Linked DNA regions of Homo sapiens: region 2 is linked to region 1. A link is an interaction called in ENCODE POLR2A ChIA-PET data of the cell type or tissue named here. Cell type or tissue: CD4-positive, alpha-beta T cell. All regions are shown on one strand. Links, peaks and the distances in the headings refer to the core of each region. The heading gives the core; the rest is flanking DNA.

The links. ChIA-PET counts read pairs that join two places held together with the same protein. Peaks named below come from ENCODE experiments on the same cell type or tissue, not always from the same donor. Only the 100,000 strongest peaks of a DNase experiment are listed, where the experiment ranks them.
Region 2: POLR2A ChIA-PET joins it to region 1 with 11 read pairs; 8 of 35 experiments call an interaction of 5 or more read pairs at or near these places.

What each region holds. Positions count from the first base shown.
Region 1 is chr11:66,531,842-66,534,733 of GRCh38, forward strand. It overlaps BBS1 (Bardet-Biedl syndrome 1), which reads left to right. Exons shown (of 17, transcript NM_024649.5): 17 at 110-1,757. The coding sequence ends at 196. It also overlaps a transcript of ZDHHC24 not described here. Among named protein-coding and RNA genes, the nearest start is that of ZDHHC24, 13 kb to the right of the region's middle. RefSeq lists an enhancer at 1-112. In CD4-positive, alpha-beta T cell, for the core only: no CTCF peak of the experiment used is centred there; no DNase peak of the experiment used is centred there.
Region 2 is chr11:66,442,160-66,445,067 of GRCh38, forward strand. No RefSeq gene overlaps it. Among named protein-coding and RNA genes, the nearest start is that of MRPL11, 4.8 kb to the left of the region's middle. In CD4-positive, alpha-beta T cell, for the core only: no CTCF peak of the experiment used is centred there; a DNase peak (open chromatin) is centred at 1,642.

The DNA.
Region 1 (2,892 bases), core at 1-2,500:
GTGGGGGTATCTGCACAGTGGAGCCCTGTGGCCTGTCATTAGGGCCAGCGCAGACCAGGCAAGGGGTCAGGGGTGTATGCCCCCTGCTGCCATGGCCACTCCTCCATAGGTGCTGGTGCTTCGAGAAGGCCAAAGTGCACCCCTGCTGAGTGCCCACGTCAACATGCCTGGGAGCGAGGGGCTGGCGGCCGCCTGAGACCTGAGCTGCTGTGAAAGCCCCTGCACAATCAGCCAGGGAGAACTGGGCGGGTTTAGTGGCCCCAGGCCCACTCCTCATGCAGCAGTGTGCTGGGGCGACAGCTCGTCTCCCCTCTCTTAAGCACCCGCTTCCTCACCACCCCCACTGTTGGGCCTATAGTAGCAGGTTAGTGAGTACCTAGGGCGGCTCAACTCCTCCCACAGCACCAACCCAGCATGGTCCCACTGAAGTCCTACTACGCCCTCCCCTCCCCAGCCTTTTCCAGAAACCATACTGGGCTCAGATCAGAGCTCCGAAGCGGTCAAAGTGAGCTGAGCAGGACAGGCCCAGCCTTTCTCCACTGCCACGTCCCTCATGCACATCACTCATCTCCTGCTGCAGGCCAAGGCCAAAATTGGGCTAGTCCTGGCCAGGGAAATCAGAAGCTCTTCTTGGGTGAGATTGAGCCTCCTGTTGCTCCCTGGAGTTCCGGAGGCTGGGCTGCAGCCCACTCAGCTTGCGGGCAAAATACGTGCTCTCCTCTCTCCTTGTCAGCTGAGCAAACCCAGGGAATAGCCCTCCTCTCCCCAGGAAACTTCTCTGAAATCTTAGACTTAGCCAGTCTTAGGCCTACGATGCCACACAAAGGTTGTTCAGGGAGAAGGGGGTGCAGGAGGCAGAGGGTGCCCCGCAGGGAGCTGGTGGCTCCAGCCCCACTAGAGCTCCTAAAGATCACACAGCAGCTGCTCCTGACAGGGATGCTCATGCCCAGAAAGCAAGCCCAGGAGAGGAAGGCAGAGTGTGACAGAGCAGAGCCAGGGCCAGGCGCACCAGGAGAGGCGTTTCTGGGGCTCCAGAGAAGTGCCACGGGAGGCAGAAGTCCAGAACTGCCCATATAGATGCCCTTCTACATCCTGGAGCCCAAATCAGTCATGTGGGTGGGAAGTTCCCAGGGCAGTGGTCACATCGTGAGAATTAGCAGGAAAGGCGGGGCCTTTCTTGTCATAGCTATTTCTGAGGATGAAATGGGAGACATATGCCCAGCACCTGATGTAAGTTTATATAATGTAATATTATGTACCTACCACTAAGAAATACATGAACCGTGCCATGAGGACAGTAAGTGTTCATAAAGCAACATGAAGCAAGAAACAGTGCAGGGTGCCCAGTGCACACACTAGAGAGAAATTGTGAACATTAAGGACAAGGAGAATTGGTGTCTTTCTAAAACATACTTATTTAAAAACACATACCCACTTACTAATGTGGAATTACACAGTTTGTAACAAGAAAACAGTCTCTCCCATTCTCTAGTACTGCTCCCCTACCCAGCAGTCACTTCCAGTTCATTCAGCTATTTTTAAAATGTGCTTATATGACTCTTGCTTGATATATCAATCTTAGACATTACCTGTTGACTCCCTGTTGTCATACATGAGGCTTTAGCTCTCTTTTGTCAGCAACCCTCCCCCATCCCTAGTTATTAGGTTAAAAAATACTCAGATTACTATTTCTATTACTATGTGAAAGTTAACTGCGGAGCCAAGAGTTGGACTATAATTAAATTACCTTCCTTGTACTTTCTTTTTAATGGAGTTAATGAGTTGCCCTGAGTTTCTCATTTACTTTGTTTTCTGATGGACTGATTGCTAATTCTTCCCCCACCATCTGACAGCTCCTCTTTTTTCTAGACACTTCCCTTCATCCCCTGCTTCACTGAGGACTGTTTGTTTTCCAGGTAAATTGCCTTTGCCTCTCTCCTGGGCTAGATCCTGATTCCTGGGCCTGATGGCTTCCTATTTCTCAGTTCACCCTCATTTGGTGAAACATATCCTCAAATATCTTCTTTAAAAAGTCATGGCCAGAAGGCTGGGCACTGTGGCTCACGCCTGTAATCCCAGCACTTTGGGAGGCCGGGGCAGGCGGACCACCTGAGGTCAGGAGTTTGAGACCAGCCCGGCCAACATGGTGAAACCCTGTCTCTACTAAAAATACAAAAATTAGCCAGGCGTGGTGGCAGACACCTGTAGTTCCAGCTACTTGGGAGGCTGAGGCAGGAGAATCGCTTGAACCCGGGAGGCGGAGGTTGCAGTGAGCTGAGATTGTGCCACTGCACTCCAGCCTGGGCAAAACGAGCGAAACTGGCTGGGCGTGGTAGCTCACACGTGTAATCCCAGCACTTTGGGAGGCCGAGGCAGGCAGATCACAAGGCCAGGAGTTCGAGACCAGCCTGGCCAACATGGTGAAACCCCATCTCTACTAAAAATACAAAAACTAGCCAGGCATGGTGGCAGGCGCGTGTAATCCCAGCTACTTGGAAGGCTGAGGCAGGAGAATTGCTTGAAACAGGAAGGTGGAGGTTGTAGTGAGCCAAGATCGCGCCACTACACCACTCTAGCCTGGGCAAGAGCGAAACTCTGTCTCAAAAAAAAAAAAAAAAAAAAAAAAAAGCGAAACTCTGTCTCAAAAGAAAAGAAAAAAAAAAAAGTCACTAGAGGCCGGGTATAGTGGTTCACACTTGTAATCCCAGCCCTTTGAGAAGCCAAGGCAGGAGGATCGCTTGAACCCATAAGCTGGAGACCAGCCTGTGCAACATGGTGAGACCCTGTCCCTACCAAAAAAAATAAAGTCATTAGAGTTTTTAAAGATTTTTTTCATTTATTTTATTTTATTTTATTTTATTATTTGTTTTTTGAGACGGAGTCTCACTGTGT
Region 2 (2,908 bases), core at 282-2,781, 89 kb before region 1:
AGTGATAAGCATTGTTTCTATGGATTATAGATTAACTAAAAGTATTCCTTATGGAAAACAAAAGGATGGGCTGAAACAAAGGGATGGGCTCTGGCTAGTTATCTGCAGCAGGAACATGACCTTAAGGCACAAATCACTCATGCTATTGTTTGTGGTTTAGGAACACCTTTAAGTGGTTTTCCATCCTGGGTGGGCCAGGTGTTCCTTGCCCTCATTCCGGTAAACCCACAACCTTCAGTGTGGGCGTCATGGCCATCACGAACATGTCACAGTGCTGCAGAGATTTTGTTTATGGCCAGTTTTGGGGCCAGTTTGTGGCCAGATTTGGGGGCCTGTTCCCAATACTGTTCTAATTCTTTTCGTAAATTTGGATAAGGATCTAAAGGAGCAGTTGGTTTGGCTCTGAGTCTTTCTTCCTCTAACCCGCCTGCTGCCCCTTGATCTTCCTGTCCCCTATTCTGTGAGATGTACAAAGGTGGTAAGCATGATATGGGGTCCCAGGGCTTTTTGGTGGGCAAGGGCTTTTTACTAGGTTCCTTTTCCTCTTCATGGGGGCTAATTCCTTGATCCAACAGAGAGGTAACCTATCTCTTCTTGTGAGGATGGGATTTTATCATTTACATAGAGAATTAAGGCTTGGCACATCCAATCCTCATCTGAGACAAACTTAGGCCAAAAGACCAAAGGCTTACGAATAGGGTCTTTGGGCCAGATAAAAGAACAATACTTTATCATCTTTTGCTTTTCCTTGTCCCTGGTTCGAGGGTTATTCCTCCAAACCTGCAACATTCTCCCCAAAGGACTATCTGGGGAAATGTCAGAGAAAGTTTATTTGTCTCCATCTTTCCTTTTTTCCCTAGGCCTAGAATTCCTGTTTCCCATTTTCGGTCAGTCTCTGTGTTGGAGCTTTTCTCTGTGTACTCAACCCTCCCCCCACCCCAGAGGTTTCTTGCACACCACAAGAATCGCTTCATCTGTCTCCAGCTGTTTCCCTTGCAGGAGAAGGGGACCATGGATTGGGACTCCACACTCACTTCATATCGAAGATACTTCTCAGTCACACACACTTGACCTCCAAAAATGCCCATCCAACAAGGCAGTACTTATATTCCAATTTTCTGTCCTTGGCTCTCCAATTTTCTGACCTTGGGTCATGCACGAGGTTGCCTGGTTGCCATGGTCCCTGCTTTTCTCCCTATGTCACCTCTGCTGCCTCCTGAATAACAGTCTCAGGTTTGTCTATGGCCTCTGTGGGGAGCCGGGATGGCCAGAAACAGTGGGCCACCTAAATCAGGTGGGATGCATCTCCCCTCTCTCCCAGAGTCCCACTCTGCACAGGCACATAGATCCCGGATGAGCCCCCAGATTTGTGAGAAACAAGCTCACCCGTCCAAACCCAAAGAACGGACTCAGAGGCACGAAGAACAGTGAAAGTGAGACATTTAATAGCCATCTTGCAAGATCGGGTGTCTGATAGGCAGGCATACCTGGGGCAGCTACAGCAGGTAATTTATCTCCTAGCACCCACTTCCCTTCCCCAGTTCCTCACTGGTTGAGTACTATGGCGTTACAATCATCCCAGACATTGCCTAAGTTTCATCATCCCCCTCATAAGGATATACACTGGTGACCTTCTCTGCTTTTCAATTTCCCAATAACAAAACTTTCTTCCCTTTTATGGGCTGACTCATCCTCTACATTCTGTTCACTTATTATGACATTCTGGGTGCATGAGCCATGCGGTTTGTTACATTCGCAGGCTGGCTCTCAGTGCTTAGATTTATCATGCCTTGAAAATGAACCATTTAAAATGTTTTCTCACAAACCAATGTATCCCTTCCATGTATTGATTTATTGTCTTTGCTTATAACTCCTAACTCCTTAAAACATATAAAACCAAACTGTAACCCAGCCACCTTGGGCACACTTCCTCAGAACATCTTGAGACTGTTCCCCAGGCTATGGTCACCCATATTGGCAGAGAATAAACCTCTTTAAAATGTTTTACAGAGTTTGGTTTTTCCATTAACATGCCTCATGTAGTAGAATCAGAGAATCCACATAAAACCACCCTGGAAATTGTGGACACATATAAAATTTTTATTAGGAATACTTTTGGACTCCCACTAATTAAATATGATTGTCTCTACCTCTGAAGTCCATCAAGGGCTTTATAGCACTCAGGCTTGTTAACCTTACCACAGCTCTGGAGCCAAGCTACAAAGCCTTGAGCAAGGTAATTAACCTCCCTGTGCTTCACTTTCCCTACCAGTAAAATGGAACCAATAATAGTACCTATCTGGGCCAGGCACAGTGGCTGATGCCTGTAATCCCAGCACTTTGGGAAGCCAAGGTGGGCAGATCATGAGGTTAAGAGAGCGAGACCATCCTGGCCAACATAGCAAAACCCCGTCTCTACTAAACAAATACAAAAATTAGCTGGGCGTGGTGGCACACACCTGTAGTCCCAGCTACTCGGGAGGCTAAGGCAGGAGAATCACTTGAACCCAGGAGGCAGAGGTTGCAGTGAGCTGAGATCAAGCCACTGCACTCCAGCCTGATGATAAAACAAGAATCCATCTCAAAAAAAAAAAAAAATAGTACCTATCTGGCAGGAAATTAGTTAATTCATGTAAAGCACTTAGAAAACAGCCTGGCCCAGAGGAAGCAAGGCTGGGTCTGATTTAGCTCTGTGTGCCCACAGTGCAATAAATCCCTCCTGAATGAAGGAATTGTCACAAGGCAAACCCCAAAACTGGGGTTCGACCTAGGAGGCCACGTGGGTTCTTGGCCTCATGCAGGAAGGAATTCAAGAGCAAGCCAACAGAGGAAAGTAAAAGCAAGTTTGGTTTTTTTATTTTTATTTTATTTTATTTTATTTTATTTTATTTTATTTTTGAGATAGGGT